Regions from separate parts of the Homo sapiens genome. Here region 1 is linked to region 2. A link is a contact called in ENCODE Hi-C or POLR2A ChIA-PET data. All regions are on one chromosome and are shown on one strand. Each heading gives the region's core, a stretch centred on a gene start or an enhancer-like site at or near the end of the contact. The rest is flanking DNA. Distances are from core to core; before and after follow the strand shown. Region 1 overlaps TTLL1 (TTL family tubulin polyglutamylase complex subunit L1). Region 2 overlaps PACSIN2 (protein kinase C and casein kinase substrate in neurons 2).

Region 1 (5,246 bases), core at 1,499-3,998, 170 kb before region 2:
GCAAAGCAGGTTCTTTGCTCAGGAAACGTTTGATGAGCACATTATGGTGCCGGGTTGTGGCGGTACAAAAAGATGGGCCCCGGCCGGGCACGGTGGCTCACGCCTGTAATCCCAGCACTTTGGGAGGCCGAGGCGGGAGGATCACGAGGTCAGGAGATCGAGACCATCCTGGCTAACACGGTGAAACCCCGTCTATACTAAAAATACAAAAAAAAAAAAATTAGCCGGGCATGGTGGCGGGGGCCTGTAGTCCCAGCTACTCGGGAGGCTGAGGCAGGAGAATGGCGTGAACCCGGGAGGCGGAGCTTGCAGTGAGCCGAGATTGCGCCACTGCACTCCAGCCTGGGCGACAGAGCGAGATTCTGTCTCAAAAAAAAAAAAAAAAAAAAAAAAAAAAAAGATGGGCCCTTCTCTGCCCTCAAATTACAGACACTGGTAAGCAGTCACTGTGGAGCATGGTACTGTCACCCAGTGCGGGCGTGGAGATGGACAGTGACAATACCGCTGTGAACGAATGCCCTGCTCAACATGAAGTCATCACTGACATTGTTATTACTTTATTTATTTATTTATTTATTTTTAGACGGAGTCTTGCTTTGTTGCCCAGGCTGGAGTGCGGTCGCTCTCGGCTCACTGCAACCTCTGCCTCCTGGGTTCAAGCGATTCTCCTGCCTCAGCCTCCCATGTAGCTGTGATTACAGGCACGCGCCACCATGCCCCGCTAATTTTTTAAATTTTAGTAGAGATGGGGTTTCGCCATGTTGGCCAGGCTGGTCTCGAGCTCCTGACCTCAGGTGATCCGCCCACCTCGGCCTCCCAAAGTGCTGGGATTACAAGCGTGAGCCACTGTGCCTGGCCATATTCTTGGTTTTTTTTTTTTTTTTTTGAGACCGTCTCACTCTGTCACCCAGGCTGGAGTGTGCAGTGGTGCGATCTTGGCTCACTGCAACCTCTGCCTCCCGGGTTCAAGCAATCCTCCCACCTCAGCCTCCCAGATAGCTTGGATTACAGGCGCCCACCACCACGCCCGGCTGATATTTGTATTTTTAGTAGAGATAGGGTTTCACCATGTTGGCCAGGCTGGTTTTGAATTCCTGACCTCAGGTGATCTACCCACCTTGGCCTCCCAAAGTGTTGGGATTACAGGCGTGAGCCACCGTGCCCTGCTAAGAATCTGTATTTCTTTTTTTTTTTTTTTTTGAGATGGAGTCTCACTCTGTTGCCCGGGCTGGAGTGCAGTGGCGTGATGCCAGCTCACTGCAACCTCCACCTCCCAGGTTCAAGTGATTCTCGTGCATCAGCCTTCTGAGTAGCTGGGATTACAGATGTGCACCACCACGCGCAGCTAATTTTGTATTTTTAGTAGAGACGGGGTTTCACCATGTTAGCCAGGCTGGTCTCGAACTCCCGACCTCAGGTGATCCACCTGTCTTGGCCTCCCAAAGAATCTGTATTTCTAACAAGCTCCAGGTGCTGCTCACATGTGGGCCATGCTTTGAGTAGCACTGGACTAAATGATTGCTTACAACCCAAGTGCCATGGAGAAAATAAAGTGACAATGTGGTGGAGTCAGGAGGATTGAGATTGAGTGGTTGGGGAAAGCCACTCTGAGCAGTTGACTTTTGAGAAGGGACAGATCTGGAGGACGAGCAAAGGCTTAAGACAAAATGCAGCCTGTGGGGTGTCAGGAGCTGAAAGAAGGCCAGGGGCTAAAGAGGGTTGGTGAGAGACAAGGCCTAAGAGGTGATGGTCCAGATCTGCAGGGCTGGCCTCGTAGGCCATGGAGGACCACTAGCTTCATTCTGAATGCAGTATGAAGCTACTGTGGGGTAGTGAGCAGGGTGACATGGTTAGTGTTGTGTGTGTCACACATTGGTCCGCTGCTGGGTGGGAAATGGGTTGTAGTGGAGTGAGAAGAGTAGCAGGGGACAGAGTGGGGCCTGCTGCAGTTGCCCAGGAGAGAGGGGACATTATGGGAGTGGAGGATGGATTTGGAATCTTCTGGAGTGGAGCTGACCTGATTTGCTGCTGGATCAAATTAACCATCCCTTCCTTCCCCGGCCACAGTTGAACTGTGATGTGTTGTTGAAGCCCTTTGCTGCAGGCAGGCCTTACAGCTTGTTAAATGTGTCTCCTGTGCTCCTCGCCCCCATCTGGGCTCTCAGTTTAATGTCTGTCTGTTACAGGCCTGGCACTGAGTGGCTGTCAGGGCTGTGTGGGTGGATGAGAAGTTAGACCACCAGTGGCCCTGATATCCAGGGTGTTCATGGGAAACCTTCTCTTTGAGCTCATGACGATCCTACCCAGTTGCCCCAGGAGCGAGACCCAGGTTGTCTTCTGAAAATAACCAGCAGCTCTCTGGTTTCAGGATGGCTTTCTGTGGTTGACACACTTCAGGTGGTGACAGCCCCAACTCCAATTGTGAGCTGCATTCAACATAAAAGGTCAATATGTCACTCTGTTTTTCCTGGTTAGGTTTTTATGATGCTCAGTTTAGAAAGTGACGTAAGATTCAGATGCATCAATTCACGTGAACCAGGAGAGATAATAACACGTTACTCAGTACCCTTAACCCCACTTCCGTTTTCTGTTTTAGGAGGAAGCAACAATAAAACAATCTGATATCAGGTATTTATTTACTTTTCTAAGGAAAACGGCTTAGTATTGCTTAGGGTTGGGAAGGAATCACCCATTCTTCCACACTGTGGGGCGTGGCCCGGTGGATCACTTGTCTACACACGATTTTGGAGCCCCACGCTAGGCCTGGCTGGCTGCGTGCCCGACATGAGAACAGACACGAGTCAGCCCACTCCTGAGCCAGCCCGCTCCTGAGCCAGCCCACTCTGCTGCCCCGCAGGAGGTTGCTATCTAATGTGGGAGGCACATGTGAAATAACAGTTGCCATCTGGTGTGGGAGGGAAGCGTGTAGGCTGTCCACAGGCTGCACACTCTCCTCTTCTTTTTATTCTCTGGCCCCCATTTTCCTCATCTGTAAAATGCGGAGAATTCCTGCTGTATTAGTCTGTTCTCATGCTGCTAATAAAGACATACCCAAAACTGGGTAATTTATAAAAGGAAGAGGTTTAATTGACTCAGTCACAATCATGGCGGAAGATGAAGGAAGAGCAAAGGCACATTATACATGGTGGCAGGCAAGAGAGCTTGTGCAGGGGAACTCGCATTTATAAAACCATCAGATCTCACAAGATTTATTCACTACCACGAGAACAGTACGGGGGAACCACTCCCATGATTCGTTTATCTCCACCTTGCCCTGCCCTTGACTCGTGGGGATTATTACAAGTCAAGTTGAGATTGGGATACAGACAAATCATATCATCTGCCTTTGGGCATCACATGAGACGATAATATACACAGTGGAGAAGAATATTCATAAACTACCCCACCCAGTACCTGACACATGCTAGAGCTTAATAAGTGGTAGCTTTGCCAGGCGCGGTGGCTCACACCTGTAATCCCAGCACTTTGGGAGGCCGAGGCAGGCGGATCACGAGGTCAGGAGATGGAGACCATCCTGGCTGACACAGTGAAACCTCGTCTCTATTAAAAATACAAAAAATTAGCCGGGCATGGTGGCATGCGCCTGTAGTCCCAGCTACTCGGGAGGCTGAGGCAGGAGAATCGCTTGAATCACTTGAACCTGGAAAGTGGAGGTTACAGTGAGCTGAGATCGCGCCACTGCACTCCAGCCTGGGCGACAGAGCAAGATGCCATCTCAAAAAAAAAAAAAAAAAAAAAAAGGTGGCAGCTTTTGTTCTTAATGATGATATAAATTTGTCATTCCTTACTCTGTGCAGGCATGGTTGAGCTCCAGTGCCCAGCCAGGGCCCTGGCTAGAATTACTCCAACCTAACCACCTGATGATAAGAGATTGGAAGCTTGTGGTTGAAACCTAGAAAAAAGGCTGGGCACAGTGGCTCATGCCTGTAATCCCAGCACTTTGGGAGGCTGAGGCGGGCAGATAACAAGGTCAGGAGATCGAGACCATCCTGGCTAACACGGTGAAACCCCATCTCTACTAAAAATACAAAAAATTATCCGGGCGTGGTGGCGGGCGCCTGTAGTCCTGGCTACTCGGGAGGCTGAGGCAGGAGAATGGCGTGAGCCCAGGAGGCAGAGCTTGCAGTGAGCCAAGATCGCGCCACTGCACTCCAGCCTGGGCGATTGAGCAAGACTCCATCTCAAAAAAAGAAAAGAAACCTAGAAAAAGCAGGTGGGGAGCCTGCAAAGAAAGAAGGAAAAAGGTGTCAGCTGGGCACAGTAGCTCTGAGCCACCTGTAATCCCAACACTTTGGCAGGCTGAGGTGGATGGATCACGTGAGGTTAGGAGTTCAAGACCAGCCTGGACAACATGGTGAAACCCCACCTCTACTAAAAATACACAATTAGCTGGGCATCGTGGCGGGTGCCTGTAATCCCAGCTACTCAGGAGGCTGAGGCAGGAGAATCGCTTGAACCTGAGAGGCGGAGGTTGCAGTGAGCCAAGATTGCACCACTGCACTCCAGCCTGGGCAGTAGAGCTAGACTCCATCTCAAAAAAGAAAAAAAATATGTTTAGAGTTTTTTCAGAAGACAGGAACTCTGTTTCTATCTTCCGTGGCATCCCTTTTGACGAGAATAAGGATTTAGTTTATTTTAATGCCATGATATTGTTAGGTAAAATGGTTAGTAGAAAGTATGACACAGAGTAGCAATTTGGTAAGCATTAGTAAATAATGTCAAGGAAATTAACCAAACTGCTTTGAGAGTCTCAACTTGTTAAATCTCAGTTGGCTCAGCTGATCTGTTAAGACACTTGTAGCTGACACATATCCTTTTTTCATTTTTTTTCTTGATTAATTAAATCAAGAATTTTGCTCAGGGAAGGTGATCATATCCCCAACTCAGGAATAAATCCTAATTAGCCTAAGCCAGTTTGATATGCTCATTCCCTTGCCAGTGGGTTTTTATTGTTGTGGTTGTGGTTGTTGTTTCTGAGATGGAGTTTGCTCTTGTTGCCCAGGCTGCAGTGCAATGGTGCGATCTTGGCTCACCGCTGTCTCCGCCTCCTGAGTTCAAGCAGTTCTCATGCCTCAGCCTCCCGAGTAGCTGGCATTACAGGCAAGCGCCACCACACCCAGCTAATTTTGTATTTTTAGTAGAGACGGGGTTTCTGTTGGTCCGGCTGGCCTCGAACTCGTGACCTCAGGTGACCCGCCCATCTCGGCCTTCCAAAATGCTGGGAT
Region 2 (5,267 bases), core at 309-2,808:
TTCAGAGTTCACAGAACTCATTCAGCATTGAATTCCGGTATTGGAGCTCAGTTTCTTTTTTTCTTTTTTAGATTCTTTCTTATTTTTAATTTTTAAAGTTCTTTTAGAGACCAGGTCTCACTCTGTCACCCAGCCTGGAGTGCAGCAGTATGATCGTAGCTCACTGCAGCCTCCAGCTCCTGGGCTCAAGTGATCCTCCCACCTCAGCTTCTTGAGTAGCTGGGACTACAGGTGTGTACCACCACCCCTGGCTAATTTTTCTTTTTTTTTTTTTTAGAGATGGTGGTCTCACTGTGTTGCCCAGGGTGGCCTCAAGTGATCCACCTGCTTTGGCCTTTCAAAGTGTTGAGATTTCCAGGCGTGAACCACCGTGCCTGGCTGAGCTCAGTTTCTTTTTCTTTTTCTTTCTTTCTTTCTTTTTTTTTTTTTTTTTTTTTTTTTGAGACAGGTTCTTGCTCTGTCACCCAGGCTGGAGTACAGTGGTGCAATCTCGGCTCACTACAACCTCCACTTCCCGGGTTCAAGTGATTCTCCTGCCTCAGCCTCCTGAGTAGCTGAGATTACAGGCGCATGCTACCACACCCAGCTAATTTTTGTATTTTTAGTAGAGACACAGTTTCACCATGTTGGCCAGGCTGGTCTTAAACTCCTGACCTCATGATCTGCCTGCCTCAGCCTCCCGAAGTGCTGGAATTACAGGCGTGAGCCACCACGCCCAGCCTGAGTTCAGTTTCTTTAGGAAGAAATAATCAGTCAACCACTGGGTGCCAGACAGTCTGAAATGTGCAAAAGAAGTGCCAGATGAGTCCCTGTCCTTGGAAAGACCAGGGATGACTCATTTGTCTGTCACTTTGCACTTTCTCAAAATTCTTTCACAGCTGTCGCCCCGAGCCTCTTAATACCCTGGGAGGTAATGAGAGCCCATGTTGTACTGCCTTACAGACAAGGACAGTGGCTCTCAGAGGGGACAAATAGCTGAATTACAGAGGTGGAGCTGAGACTCATTTTCGACTCAATATCACACTCTCTTCCCAGGAACTTTACCTTCCAGATGAGAAGCCCCCAATTAATTATTAAATACACATTTTACATATTTTTTGCATTAATAAATTGATTTCCAAAGGCTCCAGCACTGTTTGGCATTAAAGAGCAGCTTGTCCCATACGTGTGCACAGGTATGGTAAAGGTCGTTGTAGTCGGCTCAACCTGGAAGAATGAATGAAGCAGAGCCAGGAAACATGCCCTACCTGACCTCGTTTTGAAGAAACAATCGCTCTCAGAAGCCTCTCAGTCTCCTCAGCTTATGTGTTTCTTCAGCTGAGAGGGTGCTGCAAGCAGATTCATTTTTATGGTTAAGGACATGTGTGTGTCAAAAAAAAATTATAGTAGTACTTCCTGACAGGCCCAGCGCCTTTGGGGATGTGGTAGAGATCAGGGTCAATGTGGAAGCCCTGAGGCTCCAGCCTCCCTGGCAGGTGGTGGGACTCTGGAGAATCCTCCTGCCCTTTCTTCTTTTCGCTGCCAGAGATTGCCGGATTCTGGAAATGCCTGGTAGCTGGGCATGTGGTGTCTTGTTGGAGTTGGGCAGCGTGGAGTCTGATGGTCTGGGTTGAGTCTCAGCCTAGCACTTAAGAGCTATGGGTCTGTGACCAGTGATTTGAATTATCTGTATCTTGGTTGCCTTTTCATCAAATGGAAACAATAATACATCTTTTATAGGATTTTTGAGGTACAAAAATAATATATCTGAAGTTCACCTCACCCATCTGTTGGTGCTGAGAGGTACTGAGTAGCTGGTAGCTGCTTGGATGGTGGTTTATCCCACTTCTAGAAAATTTGTAGCTTGGGCTCCCAGGTGGAGCAGTCTTGCTTGGTTTGATGCAAACATGGCAGACTCCAGGCAATATAGCTGTCTTTGGGGGATATAATTCAGTCATCAAATAGCTTTTGAACACTGCATGGTGCCATGAGGCAGCTCTTCTAGCTCCTTGGACTCCCTATGAGGTTGAGCATGGCTATTCTAGGGTGTGGCCTGTCTGCAGTGGCCCTGGTGTGCAGCTGGTTCCTACTCAGGATGGGGTCATGCCCACCATAGCAACTGTTACCTGCAAAGGACATTTTTACTTTACAAAGCATTTTCACATCCTTCTCAGTTGACCCTCACCACGATTCTGCCAGGCAAGTGGGGATAATATTGGTGCAGTAAACATTATATTTAAATACAGTTGCCCTGGGACTGAGTGTTCCCGTGCAACAAATGGCACCATTAAGGCATAAAAAGATAGAGCATAGCCAGGCAGTGGCACACACTCTGTAGTCCTAGCTACTTGGGAGGCTGAGGCAGGAGGATCCCTTGAGCCCAGGAGTTAAAGGCCAGCCGGGGCAACATAGTGAGATCCCATCTCTAAAAAGAAAAAGAAAAAGAAAAGAGTACCAATCAGTGAGGGAAATGCAGATTAAACCACCATGGCTTACTAACATCTTCTGAAAGGCCAAGATCGACAGACTGTGCCTGGAAATAGGACTATAGCAGTAGTTCATCACGGCACACCGCAGAGCAGTGCGTGTTCACTTTTTTTTTTGTTTGGTTGGTTTTTTTGAGATAGGGTCTTGCTCTGTTGCCCAGGCAGGAGTGCAGTGGCACAATAATAGCTCACTGCAGCCTTGACCTACTGGGCTCAAGCAATCCTCTCGCCTCAGCCTCCTGAGTAGCTGGGACCACAGGTGCGTGCCACCATGCTTGGCTAATTTTTTTTAATTTCTACTTTTTGTAGAGATGGGATCTCACTATGTTGCCCAGGCTGGTCTTGAGCTCCTGGGCTTAGGCATTCCTTCTGCCTTGTCCTCTCAAAGTGCTGGGATTACAGGTGTGAGCCACCGTGTCTGACCGATATTTAGTTTTTCATGTTATATGTTCTAGAAGATTTGAACTCAGCACTGAGGTGGTTAAGATCAGTGGTTAAGAGCATGACTGCTGTCAGCCTGCCTTTATTAAGGTCTCAACTCCGCTGCTTGGGCAAGCTCCAACCCTTTGTATGCCCCAGGTTCCTTGCTTTGACAATGCCCATGGCGAAACCGCTACCCCATAGAGTTGTTAGGACTAAATGGAGTGCACGCGTGTAGTGCATGGGGCGCAGTGTCTGGCACATGAGGAGTCGCCATAGGGGTGGGTATGACTGGCTTCTTTGCTGTTGAAGAAGGGAGGGCTGGTGGCAAGGTCACAGTGGCAGGTGGCAGCGTCACCAAAAGTGCTTATCCCAGTAGCAACAATGACAGGAAAACAAAAATCAAACCCAGCCCCAGTCACCAACATTTCCGAGTACCTTCGGGTGGCTTGCTGTGGTGATTCTAAGAACAATGGCTATCACTTTTAGGGTGTCAGATGTATGCCAGGTGACTTCGTCACTGCTGGGCCTTCTCCATGCCTGCGAGGAAATCACCTTATTGGGTTGAGAGGCTGCCTCTTGAGAGCTGCTGGTGTGTCCCTGCACATGGATGCCGTTTGAAGTCATGGGAGTTCCAGAGATCAGTGCTGGGAGGGATGGGAGGAGCCATAGAGCGGACTGCAAGGTGTGCAAGCAGTTGGGGGAGGAAAGGGAGGCTTGTCAGGGTGAGAGCGGGGAGCCAGGAGAGTCCCATACGCTGAGGCTGGTGCGGCGTGCCGTGGGAGGGGTGAGGTGGTTGGACAGGGCCCCTGCTGCTCATATCCCGGAGCAGGGGCAGGAGAGAGGGGACTTGGGAGTTGTCATTGAGAACTCAGCTCGGTGCCTGCCCTCAAGGCCCCCCTTCCCCACCCCCCATCCCCACCCCCACCCCAGGTTGTTGCTCTGTGAACATCAGAAATGAGTTCCCAGATTGGCCATGGTTGTACAATCAGTTGGGTTTTCTTTGTGGTGCAGATTCTTGTCCCCCAGGTCCTCCCCTTTACCTGCATTCCTTGTGACTGTGGAGCTGAAGGAAGTAGCAAGGACACTTTGAAGCCCAGGGTGCCGGCCAAGAACAATGCTCCCATTGAGGTAGGCCGTGCCACGGCCTGTGACCTGGGGGTACTGAGACCTTCATCTCATTTAACCTTCACTGAAACCTGGTAAAGCACAGCTCAGGAACTGGGGTTCAGAGAAATTACATGGCTTTCTGCGGTCACCCAGCTGGCCAGTGGTAGAGCTCGGATTTCCCGCCTTCCACCATCCCAGGCCTTCCCCACAGGCACCTCGTCTGCATTACGTCACTGACTCTTTGGGCAGGAGACTTTCATTTCTTCCCCTCACAGTCTCTGTCTTTTTGGGTTTTCTATATCTTGCCTCAGTGTCGCCTTAGGGCTTCGGATATCTTTGCTAGATTCTGACTGCACAGTTCAGTGAGACCTTGTATAAGATGTGCTTAGAGGGTTCAGATGAAAGTAGTTGATTGTGAATTATTCCAGCTCAAGAACTGAAGTGGTGGTGCAGAGCTTCCTAAAGTAATTTCTGTTGGGTCTGAAATGCCTTGTGCATTTTATAAAAAGATTTGTCTTCCTAATTCTGTTTTACTTAAATTAATAAAGATGTATATAATCTCGGAGAATGTCTAAGTTGGAAGGTGACAGATTTGTGGCAGGGAGGAGCTGGCTGAGCATTAAGATGAACTCTTAAGTAATGCACATGGGGATAGTTGAGCTGATGTTATTACAGATTGAGCTGTGGCCACAGGGGATACCCGTGGGGTACGCTTGTCCCTCATTGCACCTGAAGGCATTCTACAGGATGTCACTGTTGCTGAGTGCAGTGCTATGATGAGATCCTGGTCCCAGACAGAAGGAAAGTGAATAAGTATGGGCCTTTCCCAGCTCTGCCACCATGTAACCGGAGAATGTCCCTTCCCCTTGCTGGTTGCTCCTTGTTCCTTTTGGTCAGCTAAGAGCATATGTCCTGTCTGATGCCCTTGGCAGACCCAGAATCTTGGTTATATTACCTCTCTCCTCAGTGATTCAGGCTCTTACTCCTAAAGGCTGCCCACTGTGCTGAGCCTCTCCTTGGCTCCTGGCACTTAGTGGGCTCTTAAATCTTAGGCCCGGTGTGGTGGCTCATCCATGTAATCTCAGCAATTTGGGAGGCCAAGGCAGGAGGAACGCTTGAGCCCAGGAGTTTGAGACCAGTCTGGGCAACAGTGAGACCCCAGTTTCCACACATAAATTTTTTTTTTAATTAGCTGGGCCTGGCAGCACGTGCCTGTAGTCCCAGCTACTCAGGAGGCTGAGGCGAGAGGATTGCTTGAGCCCATGAGTTCGA

Evidence for each region. Hi-C counts contacts between places; a loop is a spot of excess contacts on that map. ChIA-PET counts read pairs that join two places held with the same protein, here RNA polymerase II (POLR2A). Pooled maps may share reads with other maps.
Region 1: a loop to region 2 is called in a pooled map, with 1.9 times the contacts of the local background. The contact joins two enhancer-like sites. A Hi-C loop is called at or near these places in 1 of 168 maps with a recorded cell type or tissue (cardiac septum), 1 of 37 single-sample maps with no recorded cell type and 1 of 50 pooled maps. POLR2A ChIA-PET finds 5 or more read pairs at or near these places in 7 of 52 experiments (A549, GM10248, GM12878 and 4 more).

The regions. Positions count from the first base shown.
Region 1 is chr22:43,083,478-43,088,723 of GRCh38, reverse strand. The region is part of intron 1 of TTLL1 (TTL family tubulin polyglutamylase complex subunit L1); the gene reads left to right. Among named protein-coding and RNA genes, the nearest start is that of TTLL1, 3.3 kb to the left of the region's middle. Within about 2 kb of position 2,748, at least 4 of the 41 ENCODE cell types and tissues checked have a DNase peak (open chromatin) inside an H3K27ac peak, as active enhancers do.
Region 2 is chr22:42,914,947-42,920,213 of GRCh38, reverse strand. All of the region lies in intron 1 of PACSIN2 (protein kinase C and casein kinase substrate in neurons 2), which reads left to right. Among named protein-coding and RNA genes, the nearest start is that of ARFGAP3, 60 kb to the right of the region's middle. RefSeq lists an enhancer at 3,478-4,256. Within about 2 kb of position 1,558, at least 6 of the 41 ENCODE cell types and tissues checked have a DNase peak (open chromatin) inside an H3K27ac peak, as active enhancers do.